Linked DNA regions of Homo sapiens: region 1 is linked to region 2. A link is a contact called in ENCODE Hi-C data. All regions are on one chromosome and are shown on one strand. The core of a region is the stretch at or near the end of the contact, and the rest is flanking DNA. Distances in the headings are between cores, read along the strand shown.

Region 1 (4,965 bases), core at 674-3,173, 500 kb before region 2:
AATCAGAGATAATAATAGCATCAGGCTCTTACTATGACACCAGCATAGCTGGAAGAGAAGTCATGAAATCATTGGAAACACTAGCCTTACTGTATCTTCACTTTCACATCCTCTACCTCTCATTAGAGAACAAAAAGGAAAACATTTAATGTTTTTGGATTTTATTTTATTTTAACAGAGTGGACTAGTTGTTCTCTTATCCTGTTACAACCTCAATAGCTTCTAAATCGTCTTGGAATCTAGTAGAATAGTTAATTAAGTAAAATTTGTGGCTTGATAAAGAATAAATGCTTTTTTGAGAATAAGTTGTGGTGAACTAATAAAAATCATGTCTTTTCAGGAAGAACCTTTAATAAGTCAGGATCATTTGGGCATTAGCACAGGCCATCACTATACAGACGAATAAATGATAAGGCTAACCCCAGGGTCTTCAAGATTCACTGGGAGTCCGGGGTATGGGATGGGAAGAATGTCTGCATCTGATTGGGTTTATAGTGGTTCAGAGTTCAACTTCTCCTTGCAGCCAGCATTTGGATACTTTTAATAGCTGTTCTCTGTTACTGGGCAGGACTGGACACAGAGAAAATGATGACACTCTTTAAAATTCCTGGCAATTATTTCCTGCAAGAATGAGATTCCTCCCCGGCCCCAAAAGCTACGTCATGTTTTTATTTCGGTACTAAACGGAGCAAAGGAGCGTGCAAAAATGAAACTGATGCATCTCACTTAGCATTGCAGTTAACGGAAAGGAAATCTCTTGAGAGCAAGGTCTATTTTTTATTTTTAATCTTGGGTAATAATAAAGTTGGCAGTCTGTATATGCCTGAGTGCGTAAACAAATGTACATAGGCAAACTTTCAAACTAGACATCCTTTGTATCAGTAAGATGGATGCTCAATGTCTTGGGTAATACAGAGATACAGAAGAGACAGTCTTTACCCTTGCTGAGTGTGAAAAGATCCTTCGTTTAGTAACTGTAACAACCATTCTTTTTATTGTGTTTTGTGTCTGGGGTGAGCAAGCTGAATTCTGGATTTTATTCCAGATCAGAAATTACTCCTTATTACTAATCCAGTCTTAAGGATTTACAGAATGTTTTTCTTTCAGATTTAGTTAAATTTCCCAGCATGCCTCTGAATGAGGTAAGAAACATACATGTCCTAGAAGAAAAAAAAAGTCAGAAAAAGTGGCATTTTACTGTATTTCATTATTTTGTTATTAGAAGGAGAGGACACAATTTGATACACCAGCATCAGTCATTAAAGGTACGCTCTTGTGTGGGGGAGCTGTGCTGAAGGGATAGAAGCCAGTAGCTAATCCACTGTTATACTTTTCTAGAAGAATAAACAGACTCCTGTGAACTACCAACTTTGAGTATTAGATTAGGATAAATCCAGGAGGGCTTTATTCCACCCAAAATTCAAGTGAAGACAGAGTCTTCAAAAAGCCCCAGGATGAAGAATCACTTCCTGAGAATCAGGGAACATTTACCTTTATTAACCATCATTAGCTGATTCCGGCTTACAGAAATTCCCCTGAGAATGGGTGTTGAAGTAATCACTGCTCTCTGCTCTACTTCCTTAAAAAGAAATCAGTTTTAAATGATGGGTCTTCACTCTTTCCAGACATTCCCAGCTCCACAGACTTAACAGCTTTTCTTTGTAAGTTGCCTGAAGGGAGCAGGGCTTGAAATCAAACTCATTCTCCATTAGACTTGCCAAGGCCCCAGGCAGTGCTGGGGAAAGGTAGCTCCCTTTGCAGCATAACTTTCACGAGTGCAAGTTGGGACTCAAGTCCTGAGACAGCTCACAAGCCCTGGCTGATTTAACTTGCCACTTTGTAGCTATTCTTGGCACATAGCCTGCATAGAGTTGGCCTATGAGACTTTTCTCTGTTTATAGCACCTTTCAACTCAGGCACTGAGAATGCTGACCAACAGTGTTGCTTTTTTTGTTCTTATTGCCCTTTCCAGAAACTATGTAAAATGGAAAACAGTTCCCATTTCTCTCATTCCAGCTGTGCCATCTGAGAGCACATTTCTCAGAGCACCCCCCCAACCCTTTTTTTTTAAATACATGACCACAAAAATGTCTCAGGAATGAAATTCTTTGAAAAGCTAAGACTTTCTTCTGCCCCATCCCTGGTAAACTCCGTTTGTTAATAAGTGCTACCATGGGTGCTTTGGTGAAGTATGTTTCACAGGTGACTCTTGTGAAATCTTACTGTCATTCATTGGCTCATTCCATCAAAACTAAGCAGGCAAGTTATAAGTGCAAGACAAATGGGAGGTACAAAGATGTATCAGCCTGCTTCTAGTAGGCTACAGTCCACCAGGAAAGATAAGCAATAAAAATTCATTCTATTCATGCTAACAGAAGTACAGACAACGTGCTGAGTTACTGTATAAAGAGATTGATTAATTCTATTTGAGAGAACTGAAGTCATGTTTTACCCACCTCTGCTTTTGCACAAAACATTCTTCCTGCCTAGAGCACCTTTGCCTGGCTATTGTTACAGGGTCTTCAAAGACTCCATTCAGATGTCACCTCTTCTTAGGAGCCTTTCTTGAAACTTTTGGTCTGGATTCATTGTCTCTTTTTACTTCATTTCTGTATTTATATCTGTGACATCATATATTAATTATTGATGTGTGACCTCTTTGCTGAAGTGTAAGACCCCAGAAGGCAGGGATTCAATCTTTTATTTCAGCATTCCCAGTGCCTGAATGTCACTCTGCTTTCAAAGAAAATGATTAATAAATGAATTAGTTAATTTAGCATGATGGTATTGCAATTTGTGTGCTTATCAGAGTTTTATGATTGAAGGCAAATGTGATATTTGTATATTTTGACCACCAGTGTTTTACATCAAGAAAGAATAGTTATCCAAAAATGGAATAGATATTTCCATGTACTCATGTGAAAAATTATCTGTGGGGCTTTTCAGAAAATGGGTTTTTGTTACTTTTCCATTAGGACAGATGTTTTATCCTGTGACAGAATGGTAAAATTAAATTTCAGGACTTTTAAGGAAGAGAAAACAACCTTTTTTTTTTTTTTTTTTTTTTAGTGTTTATTTCCTCAGGTTTTATCATTAGATTCTTTTATAATGGCAGACATTCATATTTTAGAGTCATATTTTAGTCAGGTTTACACTATCAATATTCATGTCTGTTTTTGCAATCCAGAGATAATCTTTAAAAGCAGAAATCTATCTAAAAGGCTAGGGTTTAAAGTTCTTTTCATTTTCACTAACTCCTTAATATGGTATTCAGTGTACTCCATAGCTTGCAATTTACAAATGCTGTATCTACATGGTCTGCCAATACAGATGCAATTGTATATTAATCAGAATTTTTAAAATCAGAATGGAAAAGAGGCAGGGAACAATTTTTAAAAGTTTAATAGATAAAGAAACAAAGAAAATGTAGGAGAGCTGAAGACTAAATAACAAATGCATACAATAGGAGATTGGTGAGCTACAGATTTTTAGTGAACTGTGCATGTTGGGGGCACGTGAGAGCTCACCTCCCCTCAAAAAAACAGAATGTACCAACTTTTCACCCTAGTAACAGATTTTACTTTGCATGCCAGTGTACTTTACAAGGCTGATGTAATGACTTCTTCCCCTAAAAGAAGGACTGAAATAGGATTTCCAGAGCACACTTGGGAAGAGATATGCCAGACCCTATCAAACATGGAATCAAATATAGCATCTCCGAAATTATGTCCCTGTGCAATGAAAGTTGGTTGGTTTGCCTTAATAGGTCTTGCTTTCTTCCTCAATAACAATTAGGAATTGTTCCATTATGTTTCAGATGTCACAGTGCCCCAAATTGATATTATTCTAATCACTTCTCCTTATACTAAAGATCCTAGTTTAAGGAATTTTTTCTCAGTTTCTGGCACCCACTTTGGTATTCAAGAGCCACTTTCTGTTTTAGCAGCATTTGAACAAATCGCTTCTTTCAAAAATCTGTATTATAGATTATTGCTAAATTGTCCAAGTGCCCTGTGCCTGCTTGAATGCTGTGAGGCTACAATGTAGTATAAGGGAGCCAGAAAATTGCTAGTTGAAGGCAAAGCTGTCTAAAGTGAAAGTGATATTAATAGCAGTCCCAGGAGGATCAGATCGGCTCCTGGATTCTCCATGGTCTTGGGCACAAAGAGACAACAGCTGTAAACTACTCATAAATAGCTATGGACCACACATTTCAAAATGTCTTCATCAATGGGAAAACAGTTTTGATTCTTAAAATTGCAGGCTTGAATCAGGGTTTTGGCCTTGTAAAATAATCAAGCTGTCACATCTTAAAAATCTGAGATCAAATTTAAAATTCCATGGCTCTGGAATAACCATTAAGACCCAAAGTAAGCAATATTTAAGCATCTGGGCTTTGAAGAGAAGTCAAAAAATTTTAGGGTAAATCATTACCAAATAATAATTTAAAAAAAACCTTTTAATAAATAATACTGATTTAAATTTTACATGTTTTTAAAGAGTTTAGATGTCAAGTGGGGGTTTCTGTTTTTTTCATTGTGGCATTAGTAGAAGACTAAGAGCAAGGTATGCAGAAAGAAAAGCGAGATGAAGTGCCATCTTGTCCTAAGTCCACGTACCCCATCAGTGTGCCTCATAAGAGAAAATGAAGGAGAGACCACAATGCCCTTAGCCTCCAGCACTTACTCTCTCACACTGAGGTATGTCGCTTTGCCCACATTTGGCATTAGATCCTTTTATTTGCACATGTGAATGAATAATATGCAAAGTTACTCTACTCTCCCCTTATCATTTTGTGATGGCTTTTCTTTCTTTTTGTTTTGTTTTGTTTTGTTTTGTTTTGTTTTGTTTGAGACAGAGTCTCGCTCTGTCGCCAGGCTGGAGTGCAGTGGCGCGATCTTGGCTCACTGCCACCTCCGCTTCCCAGGTTCAAGCAATTCTTCCTCCTCAGCCTCCCAAGTAGCT
Region 2 (5,320 bases), core at 383-2,882:
AACTTCACCATCCTCTAAGCCCTTGAAGTCCAAACCCTTGCTTACCCATCTTTGAATCCTCAAGACAGGGTGGTGACTGGCGGAGAATAGGTGTTCAGTATTTGTTGAACTGAATGGAATGCATCCTATCTGCATACTTAACATCTTGGGCACAGAATGTAGAGAGAACTAAAGAGGGTTCCTGTCCTCCCCAGACAGACTTGACAGTCAGAACCCCAAAGTATAGAGAAGTTAAAATGAACTACGGCAGTAGCCCAGAAAAGGAAAACATGTGTCTGAGGGCAAGAAAAGAATTCATCAAAACGGTAGTGTGTGAGGGCTGGGTGCCTGTAATCCCAGCACTTTGGGAGGCCGAGGCAGGCGGATCGCTTGATCTCAGGAGTTCGAGACCAGCCTGGCCAACATGGTGAAACCCCTTCTCTACAAAAAATACAAAAATTAGCCCGGTGTGGTGGGGCTTGCCTGTGGTCCCAGCTACTGGACAGGCTGAGGTGGGAGGATTACTGGAGCTCAGGAGGTGGAGGCTGCAGTGAGCCAAGATCACGTCACTGCGCTCCAGCCTGGGCGACAGAGGGAGACCCTGTCGCAAAAAATAAAAAATAAAAAGCAGCATCAGAAGAGTCTTAGGACTGAACCTTGGAAAAGCTCATGTTATGTGACTCCATGAAGAATTTTTACTGTACGGCCCAGTAGAGCATGAGCTGGGTGGGGGCGGGGGTGTGTGTGGGAGTGTCGGGGGAGGTGAGGGAGTATCAGTTCTTCACCTTAACATCCCATTCTGAAGCACAGGACAGCCCCTTGTCAGAGACACACATGCATTTATCATTTCTGTATAACTGACTCAATATACAGCTACAGAGCTAATTTCACGCTGTTTATCTTGTAACATGGATTCTGTCTATGCTTCCCAAGTAATATTTTCATTTCCATTTTAAAATTCAGAGTTTAGAAAAATGCCTTCAAATACCGTTAGGAGAACCATTCAAATCAGGTGCCCAAAACTAGATGGCACATTGATTCATCTATGGCTGGATGGTTAACTAAGTAGTGCAAGAAATATGAGCTGTTTCAGAACGCAGACGTTTGTTAGAGAACAGGAACTTCTGCTCTCCGTCCTGGAGATTCCAACGTTTGGCCCGATTCTTTGTGAAAACAGACCAGGGCTCCTTCTATGAGAAGAGTAGAGGAGAGGAATGAAGGACAGGAAGAGGACGGAGTTGGGAGGAATGGAGGAAAAGGCATTATGTTAGATAGGGAGAAATCTAGGCTCCAGCCTCAGCTGTGCTGCTAACTCGCTGTCTCTTGACCTCTCTGGGCATTAATTTCCTCAATCTACAAAATAAGGCAACTGGACTGAATTATCAATTCTAACCCTTCCACCTGTGATTCTAACCCATTCTGGTGCCTAATCAAGGAGGGGACAGATGGTCAACCAGGAAGACCCATAGGGGCCACAGAGGGCTGATGCGACCCTCCCAGGCTCTCCGTCTCTCTCACCCTCTCCTTCCCCCTCCCTCTCCCCCTCCCCCTCTCCCTCTCCCTCTCCCTCTCCCCTTTGGCATCACACGCCCCTGCGCGCCGCCTCCAGGAGCGAGCCGCTCGCGCCCGAGGCCACGTGACCCGAAGGCGCGAGGGCGCGCCTGAGCCGCCATGTCGGAGGCGCGTGGAGAGCCAGGGTCCGGGCCTGAGGCTGGCGCCCGATTCTTCTGCACTGCGGGTCGCGGCCTGGAGCCGTTCGTAATGCGAGAGGTGCGGGCGCGGCTGGCGGCCACGCAGGTGAGTTGGCCTCGCTGCGCGCCTGGGGAGGTGGGCGGCCCTGTCCCTGCCCTGTTGCCCACCCCAGTCGTGGACGCGGGAAAGCGTCGCTGGCGCCCCTCTCTGTTCCACGCGACGGTCGCCGACCCCCGAGGTTGACTGGCAGGCGCTTCCGCTCCGGCCGAGAGAAGCCACCATTCCTTTCTTTCCTTGTATAGCAAATCCAGTTCCTCACTTCTCAGGGCTCAAGTTTTTAAGAGAGGTGTTGAGGCAAGTTATTTCCTGGATTCTTTAAAGTAGTAAGTAGTGCCTGTAATTAGAATCTGGCCTGTCAGAGTTAGAACCCTTCGCTCTTTAAATGCAAACATAATCTCCAAGTTCAGTTACCTGACTTTTTGTTAGTTTCTTGACAGTGATTGTATTTGACTACATAGGATTGTTGTGAGAATTAAATTATATAGCGTATGCAAAGTACACTTTAAACACGCAGTAAATAGCAGCCAGAAAAATAATATACTCTTGCAGGCCTCATAGTTATCTGTTATTGATTTCTGTGAAATGAACAAGGTTTTAAGCATCGGTTTAGGTTTTAGAATGTTGAAAACTGGTTTCTTGAAAGTAGGGGATGAAGGTATAATAGAAAAGGTATCTTGATGGGGTGTATGGGACACTGTGAGTGATGTACTCTTGGAAAAGGAGAGCTTCCTAAATGAAATTAACCCCTCCACCCTGGCAGCTCCTACAGTGTGGGAAGCCCACAAAAGGAGTTTCTGCAGTGAAAGGTTGGAGTCGTGAAGAATTATGTCAGTTTTGTTAGACTACCTGCCACTTGTGTTTTGGGTCACAGAATTTAATAGAGTATTGAATGTAGCTAATCTTAAAAAGCATCAATATATAATAACTACTGACATTTATTGAACATTTAATATGTGTCAGGCACATGTTCTTAGATCTTTACCCTATATTTATTTGCGTACTTTTCACAACAGCCCTATAAGGTAGGTGTTCCACATTTAACAGATGAGAAAAATGAAGCACAGGTAAGTCCGAGAATTTATTCAAGTCATGCAACTAGAAAATCGCAAAGATGGGATTCAAACCCGAGCTGGGAAATCAAGAATGAGTATATAATCATGTTCAAACCAGGCCCACTATATGACCATGACATAGGGGTGCGCTGGCTTGTTTTTTTAAATGCTAACTTAGAGTGCTTGGTATGAAAGAGAGAGAGAGCTTGGCCCAATTAATATGTAGGATTATTAGAAAAAGGAAAGACTCTCTGCTTGTTCTCCATCTTCTCTAAAGACAAATGAAATGGGGAAAACTTTATTACCAGGAAGAAAATTCAATTAAATACAGGGAAAACTTTTTGACAGTGGGAGTAATTAAATGCCAGTAGATTTGGGAATTTCCATATTCTGCTCTTGTATGTTTGAAAGATAGATAGGTCTGGAAATGGGATCTGAACAAATAATCTCTGAAATTCCACCCAAGTTGCTCTGATACAAAGTGAACTCTCAAAGTTAAGGCAATCCTGAAATAACAGTGATGACAACTAACATTTATTAAACACTTAAAATGTTAGACAAGTTATGTGCATGTTATGATTTAATCCTCAAAAGACTCCTATCTGATAGACTTTTACCTCCATATTTTACCAAAAAAAGAGAAAATTGGGACTTGTCTCTGAGTCTCTCTAGCTTTAAAGCCCATGTGCTTTACCACTAGGCTAAATTACCATGGGAATCTTCCCTGGAACATTGGATGTAGTTTATTTCTGTAACACCACGGTAGAGTACGTATGGTCTTTAGAATCAAAAGACCTGTGTGCAGATCTTATATATTCCTTTAGTGGATTTGTAACTTTGGGCAAATTACTCAAATTTCTGAGCCTCAATTTTCTTGGATGTAAAATAGAGATGATAGCTACTTTAAAGGATTACTGCAGTCCCTGAAATAAAGATAGCACAGGTAGCATGCTGCCTAACAAATAGTTGGTGCTCAATTTTAGTTCCCATACAATGAGTTGTACAGGAATACTTAAAACATTCTTTCAATGATAAGAGAGTGTTAGAAACTTTGGATCGCATCAAGGAAATTAACACTCTAAAATGTAAATTTACAAAACAGATTAATTCAAGAATGATTGTTTAAGAAAGTAATCACTTCATTTTAATGTGTTTTTCCAATTTTCATGAACATAAGAATCACTGAGGAAGCTTGTTGAAAATGAGTATTTCTGGGTGCCAGCCCCAAAAGGTTTTCTTTTAGTAGGGTGGCTGATAAGCCCAGGTGCTACCATTTTAACATGAAAACATGCTCCCCTCTCAGAGAACTCCCAACACACAGTTTGCAGTGGAAAATTTCCTGTGTATTCTTTTTAGCTTTTTATCATGGAGAATTTCAAAAATATACAAAAGTAAACAAAATAGTATGCCGAATCCAGCCTGGTATAGTGGCTCATGCCTGTAATCCCAGCACTTTGGGAGGCCAAGCCGGGCAGATTACCTGAGGTCAGGAGTTCGAGACCAGCCTGGACAACATGGTGAAACCCCGTCTCTACTAAAAATACAAAAATCCAGGTGTGGTGGCGTACACCTGTAGTCCCGGCTGTTCGGGAGGCTGAGGCACGAGAATTGCTTGAACCTTGGAGGCGGAGGTTGCAGTGAGCCAAGATCGCGCCACTGCACTCCAGCCTGGGTGACAGAGTGAGACTCCATCTCAAAAAAAAAAAAAAAAATAGTATACTGAGTCTCTATGGTGTAGTTTAACATGTTCCTCTATCCTCTGTATTTCCTGTAAGTTGGAATTCTGTAAGTTTTATCTAGAACTTGGTCAGATTCAGGTTTGATGTTTTTTCTCCCCTCTCGTTGTATGGCAAATTTCTTCATAAGTCCCTGGATGATGTTAAATATTTAATTTACATATCTACAAACACATATCACTTAGACTACTTTGAAGAAAGTAATATATTGAGAAAAATTAAGCTTTACTTCATAATGATGTTTAATGTATTATTAAGTACTGCTATTTATTGTAAGACTAGTAGTAGGATCAGTTATTTTAAGATAAAATTGAATGTTGTAGAGATATCTCTAATGTCAGTTCACCAGAAGAGTCCTGTCAGTTGATTCATTGATCTTTATAAACTCACATATCAAACACTATTAACACAGGTCCTGAATAGGCCACATAAATTTTTGTTTTTTAATGGTGGCATCACAGTCGAGGGTAATAGGGTAGAATTAAGCAGGAAGTCAAGTTATTCCATAGTTATTTTCATTTAATGGAATAATTGCATAAGGTTGCCTTAAAGATTTTCTGCATTCCCTTTAGATTGAATGCCTCTTTTTTTTTTTTTTTTTTTTTTTTTTGACATAGTGTTACTCTGTCGCCCAGGCTGGAGTGCAGTGGCGCAATCTTGGCTCACTGCAACCTCCGCCTCCTGGGTTCAAGCGATTCTCCTGCCTCAGCCTCCCAAGTAGCTGGGATTACAGGTGCCCAGCTAATTTTTGTATCTATAGTACAGACAGGGTTTCTGCTAAACATGTTGGCCAGGCTGGTC

Evidence for each region. Hi-C counts contacts between places; a loop is a spot of excess contacts on that map. Pooled maps may share reads with other maps.
Region 1: a map with no recorded cell type shows a loop between it and region 2 (5-fold over the local background). The contact joins the enhancer-like site here to the promoter of THUMPD2 in region 2. A Hi-C loop is called at or near these places in 3 of 37 single-sample maps with no recorded cell type and 2 of 50 pooled maps.

What each region holds. Positions count from the first base shown.
Region 1 is chr2:40,278,354-40,283,318 of GRCh38, reverse strand. The region is part of intron 2 of SLC8A1 (solute carrier family 8 member A1); the gene reads left to right. Among named protein-coding and RNA genes, the nearest start is that of SLC8A1, 170 kb to the left of the region's middle. Within about 2 kb of position 1,923, at least 11 of the 41 ENCODE cell types and tissues checked have a DNase peak (open chromatin) inside an H3K27ac peak, as active enhancers do.
Region 2 is chr2:39,775,570-39,780,889 of GRCh38, reverse strand. It overlaps THUMPD2 (THUMP domain 2 tRNA and snRNA guanosine methyltransferase), which reads left to right and starts at 1,632. Exons shown (of 10, transcript NM_025264.5): 1 at 1,632-1,776. The coding sequence starts at 1,651.